Regions from separate parts of the Homo sapiens genome. Here all the other regions are linked to region 2. A link is a contact called in ENCODE Hi-C or POLR2A ChIA-PET data. All regions are on one chromosome and are shown on one strand. Each heading gives the region's core, a stretch centred on a gene start or an enhancer-like site at or near the end of the contact. The rest is flanking DNA. Distances are from core to core; before and after follow the strand shown. Region 1 overlaps RAMP1 (receptor activity modifying protein 1). Region 2 holds the start of ACKR3 (atypical chemokine receptor 3). Region 3 overlaps LRRFIP1 (LRR binding FLII interacting protein 1).

Evidence for each region. Hi-C counts contacts between places; a loop is a spot of excess contacts on that map. ChIA-PET counts read pairs that join two places held with the same protein, here RNA polymerase II (POLR2A). Pooled maps may share reads with other maps.
Region 1: a loop to region 2 is called in a pooled map, with 2.7 times the contacts of the local background. The contact joins the enhancer-like site here to the promoter of ACKR3 in region 2. A Hi-C loop is called at or near these places in 2 of 37 single-sample maps with no recorded cell type and 1 of 50 pooled maps. POLR2A ChIA-PET finds 5 or more read pairs at or near these places in 1 of 52 experiments (B cell).
Region 3: a map with no recorded cell type shows a loop between it and region 2 (4-fold over the local background). The contact joins the enhancer-like site here to the promoter of ACKR3 in region 2. A Hi-C loop is called at or near these places in 8 of 37 single-sample maps with no recorded cell type and 3 of 50 pooled maps. POLR2A ChIA-PET finds 5 or more read pairs at or near these places in 1 of 52 experiments (T-cell).

The regions. Positions count from the first base shown.
Region 1 is chr2:237,896,654-237,900,964 of GRCh38, forward strand. All of the region lies in intron 2 of RAMP1 (receptor activity modifying protein 1), which reads left to right. Among named protein-coding and RNA genes, the nearest start is that of RAMP1, 39 kb to the left of the region's middle. RefSeq lists enhancers at 1-2,302, 2,270-2,319, 2,400-2,509. Within about 2 kb of position 2,063, at least 29 of the 41 ENCODE cell types and tissues checked have a DNase peak (open chromatin) inside an H3K27ac peak, as active enhancers do; they include B cell, where a contact is called at or near this core.
Region 2 is chr2:236,566,554-236,571,108 of GRCh38, forward strand. ACKR3 (atypical chemokine receptor 3) reads left to right here and starts at 3,272. Exons shown (of 2, transcript NM_020311.3): 1 at 3,272-3,371. RefSeq lists enhancers at 757-1,632, 1,633-2,508 and a silencer at 1,282-1,331.
Region 3 is chr2:237,699,357-237,703,663 of GRCh38, forward strand. The region is part of intron 1 of LRRFIP1 (LRR binding FLII interacting protein 1); the gene reads left to right. Among named protein-coding and RNA genes, the nearest start is that of LRRFIP1, 74 kb to the left of the region's middle. RefSeq lists enhancers at 1,044-1,093, 1,104-1,153, 3,456-4,307. Within about 2 kb of position 1,480, at least 31 of the 41 ENCODE cell types and tissues checked have a DNase peak (open chromatin) inside an H3K27ac peak, as active enhancers do.

The sequences.
Region 1 (4,311 bases), core at 813-3,312, 1.3 Mb after region 2:
GTTTTGTTTTAAGGCAGGGTCTCACTCTGCCGCCTAGATTGGAATGCAGTTGCATGATCTTAGCTCACTGCAGACTTGACTTCCTGGACTCAAGCAACCCTCTTGACTCAGCCTCCCAAGTAGCCAGGACTATAGGCACACACCACCACTCCTGGCTAACTTTTAAACTTTGTGTAGAGATGGGGGAGTCTCTCTGTGTTGCCCAGACTGGTCTGGAACTCCTGGGCTCAAGCGATCCTCCTGTTTTGGCCTCTCAAAGTGCTGGGGTTGCAGGCGTGAGCCACTGCACCCAGCCTCTTAGACTTTTGGACAGCAGAGGGGCCAGGCCTTTAAATGTCCTGGGGGTGTGATGTGCTGTCCGTGGGGATGGTGGGGTCACCTGCCCCAGCCTCAGTGGGTCCCTCTTTTACATGCCTGCAGCTCACCGGATGCTCCCGTGTGGCACTCAGCTATCATGAGGTGTGCATCCGTCCAGGTGGACCCCAGAGCCCCGCATGCAACCACGGGCCCCGCCTGGGCCTCAGCCTCCATCCCAGGAATGGGAGAACCAGCTTCACTTCAGGCCAGGAAAGAGGGAGACTGAAAGAGCAGATGACATGGGACAGGACAGAGCCTGAGGCCCAGACAGGCCATGAGCGAGGGGAGGTGAGAATAAGGCCACAGGTGGTCCCGTGTCTGCCTTCCCTGCTCAACGTGCAGAGAGGGCTGGCCATTTTCTCCGGCTTCATCAGCATGCTCTACAGTCACTGCGAGTGTTGCAGGAGGAATTGTGGCCTCCTCCACAGCAGCGAGAACACTGAGCCCCGTTTCATCTGTCTTCCTCCTGTTTCCTTGAACCCTCCCAAGATTCTTTCTTTGGTGCGTTATTCATGTTGTTCCTTTTCCTGCAAGAGAGAGGCCTTTGTCCTCCTTGTTCAGCAAGCACCTAGTCAGTGGTAAAGTGCAATATTTAGCTGGTAACAAAGGTGTGGAATGGAATTGGCTTCCATGATTTGGCGAAGTATTTGCAAGAAGCCTATGGTGAGGCTTCTTGTTTACAGATCCACGTGTCTTAGTGGAAACCTCAGAAACACATGCTCTCGTGGATGCTGTCATTCTTCTTTTTTTGTTTGTTTTGGTTTTTTGGGGGGGGGTTTTGTTTTTTGTTTGTTTGTTTGTTTTTTGAGATGGGGTCTCGCTCTTTCTCCCAGGCTGGAGTGCAGTGGTGCAACCTCAGCTCACTGCAACCTCCACCTCCCGAGTTCAAGCCATTCTCCTGCCTCAGCCTCCTGAGTAGATGGGACCACAGGCGTGCACCACCACGCCCAGCTAATTTTTGTATTTTTAGTAGAGACTGGGTTTCACCATGTTGGCCAGGCTGGTCTCAAACTCCTGACCTCAGGTGATCCACCCTCCTCAGCCTCCCACAGTGCTGGGATTGCAGGCGGGAACCACTGTGCCTGGCCAGATGCTGTAATTCTTTGGAAAGGGATGGAGTTGGCATTTCCCCTTATGCTGTTGGGAAAATGGCTTTGCTAAGATGTCAGAAGTCCCTGTTAATACAACTTAAATAGATAAACCATAGTCAGAGCCTGGGGAAAATTCCTGTTTAACATATTCATTTGCATGCAGTGATGACACTTATTTCAAAGCATTCCTGTCTCAGCAATGCAGTAGGTCAAATGTGTAGGCATCCCTGGGCTGGCACAGGTACATAGGACTTCTAATGCTTGGCCTTTTCCCTAGTTTGATTGTACTCTCTGACCAGCCTGATTTAGGAAGGGTTTGATAGTACAATATCCGTCTTTCCCTCACGCGTGCTGCCAGTCCCAGGGGGATGGGAGCAGCCACTCACCCGTAGGAGTTCCAGGTGTGCACAGCTGGCTCAGAGCCTGCTGGCCCAGCACACATTTCCCAGGCCAGCACAGTGTGCTGAAGTGCTTTTCATCAAACAGTTAACAAGACTTCCTTATACATTTCCCCAGTGTCAAGAAAAACAAAAGGTGCCCAGTTCTCTGCTGCCTCCAGCAGTGCTGGGCAGAAGTGAGACAGGAAGCCAGGCTCCCGAGCTCACACACGCAGACGTAGGTGGGAAGCTACACTGCGTGGGCTTTCACATCCCCAGGGCCCGGGCTGAGGCCTCTTAAAGACAAGCTGGCCCTGTGCTTGCTCCACACCTGACGCACGCCAGGCCAGGCCACAGCGTGGCTCTCTGTCAACAGAGGAAGTGGCGCAGTAAGTGGCCAGCCCCTCCCTGCTTTGGAAAGGTCCCGCTATTCACAGAATCCTGGGTGTGAGCCCTGACACCAAAGGCAGAAACCACAAGGGAGAAGCCAGCCCTGGCTGCCTAAATGCGAAATAAGCCTGTTGCTGGCTGCCACGAAAATGCCACTGTGTTCCAGTCCTAAATGGGGTGCATGCTATTGGTTTGAGACAGTGATTTTTTTTTTTTCTTTGAGACTGGGTCACACTCTGTCACCCATGCTGGAGTGCAGTGGCATGATCTCCGCTCGCTGCAACCTCCGCCTCCCGGGTTCAAGCAATTCTCCTGCCTCAGCCTCCTGAGTAGCTGGGACTACAGGCACACGCTGCCACACCCAGCTAATTTTTTGTATTTTAGTAGAGATGGGGTTTCACCGTGTTGCCCAGGCTGGTCGCGAACTCCTGACCTCAGGTGACCCGCCCGCCTCGGCCTCCCAAAGTGCTGAGATTACAGGCGTGAGCCACTGCACCTGGCCGAGAGAGAGATTTTTATCACATGAAGAAAATAGCTTCTTTCTGTGTTTTCAAGGTTGTGGCTTTTTTAAAATCAGAAAAGAATATTGAGTTTTCTCAAATGCCTTCTCAATGCGTATTAAAATGACGGTACATTTTTTTCCCATGGTGTATTAAAGTGTGATTTTGTAGTAACAGGTTTAAAGCATTCCTGAAATTAGCCCTCCTTTAAATAAAATATGCTATGTGGCTAGATGAAGTTTGTTAGCATTGGGTAGGGGACTTGAGTGTCTATTTATAGGTGGAAGCGAAGGGCATCTGTTCCGTCCGTGTGCGCATGCGTTGAGACGCATGTCATGCCATCTCAAGAGGCTTGGGATCAGGGTTTGTTAACTTTTTTAAATGAACTGGGAAGCTGCACATCTTTTTCTTTCACTTTAAGAATTTGCAGTGGCTCACGCCTCCCACACCTGTAATCCCAGCACTTTGGAAGGCCGAGGTGGGAGGATCGCTTGAGCCCAGGAGTTTGAGACCAGCCTGAGCAACATAGTGAGAACCTGTCTCAATTAAAAAGAAAAAAAAAGAATTTGAAAGAACTGCCTGGGATCTAGTGCCTTTTGAAACAGCAATTCTTTAATAACATTTGCCATTTTTCTTCTTGGAATTCCTCCTTTTTAAGTCGATATTTGATAGTTTATAATTTAACCAAAAAGTATCCCAATTCACTGAGGATTTTCCAATTTTTAACAAACCTTTTTTACGTATTAATCTCTTATACTTCTTCTTTTTCTTTTCTGTTTTTTGTTTTTTGTTTATTTGTTTGTTTGTTTAGGACAGTGTCTGGCTCTGTCGCCCAGGCTGGAGTGCAGTGGCACGATCTCGACTCACTGCAACCTCTGCCTCCTGGGTTCACGGCATTCTCGTGCCTCAGCCACTCAAGTTAACTGGGACTACAGGTGTGTGCCACCATGCCTGGCTAATTTTGATATTTTCAGCAGAGATGGGGTTTCGCCATGCTGCCCCGGCTGGTCTTGAACTCCTGAGCTCAAGTGATCTGCCCACCTCGGCCTCCCAAAGTGGTGGTATTACAGGCGTGAGCCACCGCACCTGGCCTATATTGCTTCTAATAATTATTGATGGACAAATTATGTGCCATTTGGAGAGATTTATTTTGTTCTTTTTAAAAAATATCTTGCTTTGGATACTTATTTTGTTTATTTTCATTTATTTTTGTTTAATAAAATAATTTATAACTATTAATTTTTCTCAGAATTCACTTTTGCCCCATTCCATTCATTTGTACATATAGTATTGCCGATCTTGTTCTCTTAATATTTTGTAATTGAATTTTTAAATTCTCCTGTGACTTCGAAATTATATAAATGATCTTTCATTTCTAGGAATTCCATTTTTTTAAATTTATCCTTTTTTTAAAACTAATTTTTAGTTTTCAGTATTGTAGCCTGAGAATATTGACTTATGATTTATACTCTGGGGATTTGATGAGTCTCTTTTTGCCGCCTAACACAGACCCAGGGGCCTTTGAAAAGCCGGCTGAGTCTCTGTAGAATAGAACCTTTATCAGACAGTCACTGCATCGGTTTATTAACATTATTT
Region 2 (4,555 bases), core at 2,022-4,521:
CCTTATCCTTAGGACTAGAAGCTGCCAGCTAAAGAATACTGCAGAGCGTCACTCTAATCTTTTTAGTCACATTTTCAAAGTTTATTCTTCTCTGTTTAATCCAGTATTTAAGTAGTGGACGCGAACTGCTTGCTCGGGTCTGTCCCTCTTTCCTTCCTTTCCTTCCCTTCCTTCCTTCCTTCCTTCCTTCCTTCCTTCCTTCCTTCCTTCCTTTTCTTTGCTAGGGCCTGCCTTTCTCTGTTGCTTTCTTTCTTGCTTTCTTTGTTCGGGTCGTCATCTCTTTCCTCTTTCTTTCTTTCTTTTCTTTCTTTCTCTCTCTGTCTTTTCTTCCTTTCTCTCTCTGTCTCTCCCTCTTTCTTTCTTTCCCCAAGGAGGATTTGCCTGCCTGCCTGCCTGCCTTCCTTCCTTCCTTCCTTCTTTCCTTCCTTCCTACCTTCCTTCCTTCCTTCCCCCTTCCCTTCTTTTTCTTTTGACAGAGTCTCACTCTGTCACCCAGGCTGGATTGCAATGGTGCAATCCCGGCTCACTACAACCTCCGCCTCCCGGGTTCAAGCGATTCTCCTGCCTCCCGAGTAGCTGGGATTACAGACGCGCGCCACCGCGCTGGGCTAATTTTTTGTATTTTTTAGTAGAGATGGGGTTTCACCATGTTGGCCTGGCTGGTCTCGAACTCCCGACCTCGCGATCCGCCCGCCTCGGCCTCCCAAAGTGCTGGGATTACAGGCCTGAGCCACCGCGCCCGGCCGGGTCTGCATTTCTGTATGAGGGCTCCCATGCCGCGTGAAACTTGCACTATGCTTTCCTCCTATTCATCTATCTTATGTCAATTTAATTCTCGGACCCAGCCGGGACCCCTAGAGGATGGAGGTGGAGTTCTGCCCTTACACTGAAAGCACAATCTTCCAAAAGCAGAGACACTCTTCAAAACTTTGAAAAGAGACTTTTAGGTCCTAGGGCAATGGAATCTCGTTTTCTCAAAAAGCCCTGCTTGCTTACCCTCTCGTTTTCCCCCAGGCCTGTTTTCTGGGACAGGGTGGGAGGCCCAAGGAGACAGCCAAGTTCAGGCCCCAAGCACCCAGCTCCTCCTCCCAGGGTGGGAGCCTGGCCAGAGTTCCCGACCCACCCCGCCCCATTCCCCGCTGGCGCTTGGTCCGCCCCTCCCCGTCTGGAAGCCTCCAGCAGCCCCGCCCGGCGGAACTAGGGGACGGGTGGGGGACGTCGAAGGGCGAGGGCGGTGACCCCGGGGCCAGAATTCTCGCAGGCGCCTGGGCCGGGTGCCCGGCCGTGCGTGAGTGCGGAACAAGTCTGGGCGCGGGGAAGGGCGTGGGTGCGGGCCGTGGGTGGGTGCGGGGCAGGGCGCGGGGCTGTGGGAGGGCGCGAGGCCGTGTGTGGGTGCGGGGCTGGGTGCAGGCCGTGGGTGGGCGCGGGGCCGGGGCTGGCGGGGCAGGGCGCAGGCTGCTGCAAGGCGGCCTCGTGGATTCTGGCCCCGGACGCACGAAGCGGGTTCTACTTTTTAAAAAAACTGCGTTGCCTTTTCCTTCCTCTACGTTAGCATCCTGTCCGGGGTCCCCGGCCCATGTGGCCTTTCTTCCAGCGACAGTACACTTAGCTCAGAACGGATTGACACCCACTCTGTGTTTCCACCGGGCGCGCAGGCTCTGCAATGCGGAGCGCGTTCTCTGAAGGACAGGCCCCGGAGTCACGGCTACAGCCACAGAAAGCGGAAACCGAGCTGCAGTCCAGAGGGGATCCCCGTACATTTCCAGCGGGCTCAGACACAGGGTCCCCCACAAGAAAGAAACAGGACAGAAAAAGTCAGGACACGTATGCTGTGGAGAGTCGAGGTCTCGCCTAGATCTTGGGTGTGGGTAGACGCAGCCGCTGGCAGTTTTCCTTTCCAGCGTCTCTGGGGAGCCTGGAGATGTCCTTGGTGCCGATGTGACACGAAGAGTGATTGCGCCGCCCTGCAGAGGCGGTGGCGGGACGCTGCGCTCGGGCTGGGAAAGGCCGGCCCCAGGGCGACCCCTCCGGAGGCCCCCGGAGAGCAGGTGTGCACCTCGCCTCCCGCTGGGCAGCCAGTTCAGGAGAAAAATGTGAAGCTTTTAGCTAAACAAAATATTTCTTTCGTTAAGGGCTTTCTCCACACGGAGACTTTCTAGCCACGTGAGACTTTGACCTCCCAGTCCCCCAGATTCAGCGCTGGGACCGAGCGTCTGCTGTTATTTTTAGTAGAAGTATAAAAAGAATCTCGAAAAGTTTTAGCTCTGGAGAAGGCGTGAATACAGCTGGTGCCTTCATACACTCCACTTGAGCCGCTCTTTAAGAACTCCAGGAGATCAGAAAGCAATACGAAAGCCAGAGCATTGCACATGGGATGGGCTGGCGGGTGGCCTTTGGGTCCCTATCTTATGGACGATTTTTGTAAATGGGGCATTGGAGATGAGTATCACCTGGATCACATTTTTAGGTTGAATTCCTCCGTGGGGGGAACTTTAGCAATACGCATCCAAATAAGAATGTAGATTGCAATAATTGTAGTAAAGTGTTTGCCAGACTCATCTCAGAAAAAGACATTATCAAAAGGCATTTATTATCTTCCTAATGCGTGTCTGGCACTGGGCAGACACTGTAGAATACTATCTTGATTAGAGTCTCAAGGATTTTGTACTTAAAGTCCTTTACAAATAAAAGTATTCAAGTATAATCTATTATAAAGACTCTTTTCTCCACTTTGGGGATATACGGTGTGGCATCGATTCATTGGTCATACCAAAACTGTTACTTCTGTTTTGGAGGAATTAACAAGGAAAACCCAGGCTTAGTAAATCAACATCGAAGTTCAGAAGTTCAGAGTAATTTGTCTTGGGAACAAAGTCCTCCCTAGAGCGAAGAGGCATTCACAGGAGCTCTTGGTGTTAATGGGATTATTCAAGATATACCTGAGACCAGATAAATATTTGATGATTTTGCCAAGCACTAGGGTTTCTTTGCAGTTTGTCTTTGGCTGACGTTTTCCCCCCGTGGGGTTTGGACTTTGTGGCTTCACCAGATTTTGCAAATGAAAGAAGGCTGGGGTTTCCCAAGAGTACACTTGTGCAGGAAACAACAGACTAGTGAGGTTTACAAGAGGGGGGTGTGTGTGTGTGTGTGTCTGCCTGTGGGATGGGGGTGGCACGGGGGAGAGAGAGATGTGGGTTACAAAGCTGCCATCTAGAGGCTAGAGGCTCCTTTCTGCAGTGTATATAATGCAAGTCTGCAGCCAGCAGAGCTCACAGTTGTTGCAAAGTGCTCAGCACTAAGGGAGCCAGCGCACAGCACAGCCAGGAAGGCGAGCGAGCCCAGCCAGCCCAGCCAGCCCAGCCAGCCCGGAGGTAAGGAAACGGTGCTCGGGCAGCAGCTCTGCTCGGAAAGAAGGCACGGCTTCTGCTCTTAAGCCAAGTGGTCTTTTCAAAGGCCTTCTTTAAAATCGCTCAGATGGGTGCTTTTGAGTCTGCGGGTCTGGTTTCTGAAAACCCAGGCTGCACGCAGCTGCATTGCAAAGTGCTTTTGCTAATTCGGAGGGCTTCACCTTTCTCTTCAGAAAGCAAAGGGCAGTTTTCTTAAGTCACTTGCAGAAGGAAATTTCCATGTGTATTTAGGAATCTGGTGTTTATTTGCTGTGTGGCTATTTAAGCTCCAGTAAGCAGGGGAACTTTGCAAGAACACAGACTATCCATTCTGCCTGACCAATTTGGCATGGGGATTAGCTTGGCACCCACTGTTTACCTGTTTTGCTTCTAGTATATCAGTTTGGAAACAGATAAAATTGGCAGTAAATACGTAATTCCAGAATGATGAACACTTTATTAAGAGGCATCCTTAAATGGAGCAGAAAACTGCTGAGAATCTTTGTGAGTCCAAGATGTATTTGAATTCAGTACTTTGGGGGATTTACCAGAGTCTGTAAGTCCGGAAGCTATAAACGTGAATGTTAAACACAGCCCGGTCTTCTCTTCTCTTGATGGCACGCTTGCTAATCTAATTTGAGTATTGTTCTCTTAGAAGGTGTTAAGTCCAACTTCAATTGGGGTTGGGGGAAGCACACACACAAATCTACTATTTTGCAATTTAAATATACTCTTCAGGTAAAATGTGGATTTTGTTCAATTTTGTTGGCATGTGCAAAGATTCAAGGAGTGACTGAGAGAACTTTGGAGTGAGGTCAGGGATGGGTGGTTAGCCAAGACTTGTAACTTCCAGGGAGAATGAGAAGTTGTAAAAGTCAGACTGGCTGTCTCTCTTTCTCTCTTCCTCTTTCTTTCTTTCTTTCTTTCCTTTTGCTCACAACAGGATTACTTAGTGTTTCAAAAGTGGGAGAGAGCCTCCTTAAATGGTTTACAGCCCTTTGAATGTATTTGGTGCAGTGACATCCCCTGAAACTTCAGTCTGCAAAGTCTCAACATGGTAACTTTGTTCTTTTCTTTTTTAAAGGCAGATGCTGCTTTTAGTGTCCCTTTATTTATTCCAGGAAAAATGTGGACATCAGCTAGGCACGCCTAGCAAAGAAAGTGGAGGC
Region 3 (4,307 bases), core at 230-2,729, 1.1 Mb after region 2:
TTTTCTTTTTTTTTGAGATGGAATTTCGCTCTGTCGCCCAGGCTGGAGTGCAATGGTGAGATCTCGGCTCACTACAACCTCCGCCTCCCGGGTTCAAGTGATTCTCCTGCCTCAGCCTCCTGAGTAGCTGGGATTATAGGCATGCGCCACCATGCCCGGCTAATTTTGTATTTTTAGTAGAGATGGGATTTCACTATGTTGGTCAGACTGGTCTTGAACTCCTGACCTCAGATGATCCGCCTGCCTCGGCCTCCCAAAGTGCTGGGATTACAGGCGTGAGCCACCGCACCCGGCCAAAACAGTGGTTTTTCTATCTTCCTGAGCAGTCAAGGGAAAAGTTCTTCCCATCGCAGGCGTGTCTGAATGCGGGATGGTTGGCCGACCTGGCCCTGCCCCCCCGCCCCAATACCCTTAGCTTCTTCCCAATCTTTTTGACATCCCAGTCCCCCCAACATTTCCAAAATGCCCTCTAAGTCAACACTTCCGCCACTGCCAGCTGCCACCCCAGAGTGCCCTGTGCCTGGTAACGATCGTTCTCACAGTCATGGCCGTAGGGAAGGCTCTTTGTGGTTCCTGGGGGACTTCGTGAGATTGCCCACATGAGCATTTCTTTTGGAACTGAGATACAGTGCACATCGCCTCTGGGGGACATGGGGTGGTGGGTACACGGAACCGAGGTGAGCCTCCCTTGCGTTGCGGAGGTGCTAGCCTTGTGCCGTCCGTTCTTGTCCACGTCTGTGCAGGAGAACATCACCCGGCCCACTTGGTTGCTGTGAATAGCAAACTTTAGAGGCCACTGCATCTGAGGGTTGGGGGGTTTGCAGAGAAAACAAAAGTTGGTGGCTGTGGCTACTTCCTATAGCAAAGTGGCTCAGGAAAGGGATCCCGTGTCACAGCCTGGGTACACCACGGCCCCTCCAGGAGCTTGATTCCTTCTTAGCTCAGGGGAAGAATCGCACAAGGACCGAGGCCCCTGCTTGTCTGTGAACAAACTGGCCTTTGTGGCCACTTCAGGCTTCGGCTGCATCATATTCCTGTCACATTCACGTGAGTGAACTTGAATTACATCCTTAACACTTTTCCAAAAAGGTTATAAACTAGACTGGTGATGTATCATGGGGCCTAGAAAAATAATGCTGCTGCTTTTTCACTTCTCTGCTTGACGCTAAAACCTGGAGGCGAAAATGAATGTGTGTAATTAATAGGAGAACTTCCTCCTGTTTGCAGAGTGCTTTACAGCTGGCAAACGGCTTCTCTCCCTGAACAGCCCCGTGGGGCGTCATTTCCATCTGACATCTGAGGAGAGCTGCTGTTCATGGTCCAGTCCTCTGTCCATTGGCCCACTGGGTGTCCCTAATATGCGCTAACAGGCTCCTGGCAAACGGCGGGCATGGCAGCCACGAATCTGCACATGAGCTGTATGCCCTGGGTCTCCCCTGGGCTCTGCGGGGGGAGGTGGGAGCCGCCTCTGGTTCACATGCGGTGCTTTCCAGGCTGCAGGGCCTTCTCAGCCTGGGTGGAAGGAGTGACGTCAGAGTATTTCTCAGGAACTGCCTGCCCTAAAGTTGTGGCTCATAAACCCCTTCCAGCTTCTGTGTAGAATTCTGGACCCCTAGGGTATCACCACAGAGTTTAAAAGCAGAGTAAGAACATTTCCTGTGACTGTAGGGTGAGAGGCCCTGGGATCTGTAATTCTACACTAGGCTGGAATCCCAGAAAAGCTTCAATGCTCAGGAAATGTATGAGCAGTGCCAGGATCCCCTGAAGGAGTGTGGGGCTTTTGAAGCAAGCTGCCCAGCGAGCCTCCCGCAGCACCTGCTGTCCCTTTGCCAGCAGTCAGGGCCCCTGCCCCACCAGTGTTGGTTGTGTTTCTGTTCTTTGAGGAGACCACATGATGATCTTCTGGTAGGAGCCACAAGAAGGATACAAATGCCATTAGAGCTGCTAGAGCCCCAGACGTCACTGGAATTGGGGTTCAGGGTGTTGGGCTGTCCCCACCCTTAGGCAGTACTCCCACTGCCTACAACACCTCCAGCGCAGGCTGAGGCCATGCGAGGATGGAAGCACATGTGGGCTAGGCCAGGAGGGCGTGCGGGAGGGCTCTCCACTCTGCGCTCCGCTGGGGTTTCTCCTTGTGTCCTGGTCAATAACTTCTTCTCTCTCTGGTTCTCCTTGGCCTGAGCCCCCAGCCTGAGCCGGGCTGTCCCTGAGTTCCCTGACCCGGAAGAAGGGACGGCCATTATCTTTGGGTGACTGTCTTCTTATAGCTGGGAATCTCTGGGGCTCTGAGCGGGAGGCCCATGGGGAGCCCTGGAAGAACAGGCATGGGTTAGACTGTTTACCTCACTGCCCTGTGTGCCCTGCCCCGGTAGAAGCCGTTTCTGCTGTGTGGTTCTGTCTAGAACTAGAGCCCCTCAGGGCCCTCTGCATGCCGTGGGGTCCCTTTGCAAAGCACCTCCTAACATGTGCTTTTATCTGTGGCTCGGGATGGGGATGGTGACTTCTTCACGCAGTCTTCTGCAGGCCTCTCCAGCCTGGCTCCCGAGATGTCACGCATGGGTCCATGCAGCCCAGAAAAGACCCTGCAGGGGGAGAAGGGTCACTTTGGTGCCTATCTCCCCAGCTGGCCTGTGGGCTGGGTGCCTGGCAGATGGGGCTCCCAGGGAGGTGCCCCCATAGACTTGGGCTCCACAGCAGGCTGTGGGGCTGGCATTAATGTGGCTGGGAGAGCCTGGCTGTCTTTTTAGCCATTTGTTTCGGAGGCCCTGGGGGTCATACTTGTGCTTCCTCGTGTATTTTTAGATCTCTTATCACCGTACACACCACCTCCCTATCAGAGGGCTGTCATATTCACATATGGTAAAATAAGACGCAACAATAGAACTCGAGTCGTGGTTCGGCTTTCTAGGATTAGGACAAGGAGGCAACTTTGATAGTAAATGGAATCTTTTTTTCCCAGCCATCCCCACCCTCAAAGAGTATCTTGCTGTAAGACCTAGTTCCTGTAAAACTCTGTCTGTGGGGTCCCTGGCCAGGATGGGTGGGATCCCAGGGAAAGGGCCAGGCTGTGTGTTCTGAACAGGAATGGTTCTGGACCAACCATTGTGGGCATTCCTGAGAAGCCAGGGAGCCTGGATCTTGTCAGAGGAGCTCCTCCCTCTGCTCCATCCTAACCCCGCGGGCAGCAGCAGGAACTGAGAGAGGACACGGTGGGGGCAGCGCTGCAAAACCCAGCAGCGGGCCACCTTCCAGCAGCAGAAAGCATGAGTTTTGGTTTTGGGGCTCTTCCATTTCCTTCCTTCTTTTCTTTCTTTTTAAATTTTTGCTCTTTGTTATGAAACAGCAGCCAGACCGAGCTATGCATGTCCTGCTGCACGGCAGGGGCCCTTATCTTGAACGACTCCACATACTGGGCAAGGAGGTGGCAGGGGGAGGGGCTTGTGGGAACCCAGATCTGGGATGGGACTCAGCCAACAGTTTAAAGAGCCCTGTGCCCCCACTACCCAGCCTCAACAATTGTTAGCTTATAGCCGTTTACACCCCACCCAGGTTATTTGAAGACAAGTCAGAGGGAGATAATTTCACTGTACTCCTAAATGTTTTAGTATCTCAGCAAAGATTGTATGGGCAGAGAAAGGAGGCTTCAGGGTGTAGGACCCCAGGAGCAGGCAAGGGCTTGCTCTTTCCCTGTTGGCTCCTGTAGGGTGGGGACAGACCAGCCCCCATGAACCCTAGCGAGGGCCATGCCAAGAAGCCGCTGTTCTAATCTAATCAGTGGAGGATCCAGCAAGCTCGGATGGGAGGGAAAGAATGACTCAACCTGCAGGCCGTCTGGGGTATGCACAGTCTCGTCTCCTGAGTTCTCTGAAGCCCTTTGCAGTTTTTGCTTTGTATCCTAAACTCCACAGGCCCGAACCCTGGCACTGAGCTTGATCCGCTGCAGCCCAGCCCGTTCCTGTCCCCATGCTGGAAGCAGCCTGTCAACTCACTTCCTTGGTTTCCTGTTGCTCTTCCCACCCCATACCTGCTCCCCACATTTCTATCAGAGCCCTGTTTCTAAAACAAAAGTCAGATTCCGCTGTGTTCTTAAAACCCTTCAGTGGTTCTGAATTCTTTCAAGACGAGGTTCCAGATACGGAGGCTGAGGGCGAGGGTCTGCACCCCAGGCGTCTGCACTCCTTGTCACCAGCTCCTGGTCGCAGCCACCCCGGCTCTGCTTGTCCTGTTTCAGGGTCCGGCTTAGGGCTCCTGTCCTGCGGATGCCTTCCCCAGCCCCCCGGGGTTGGGTCAAGTTCTCCAGAGCAGCC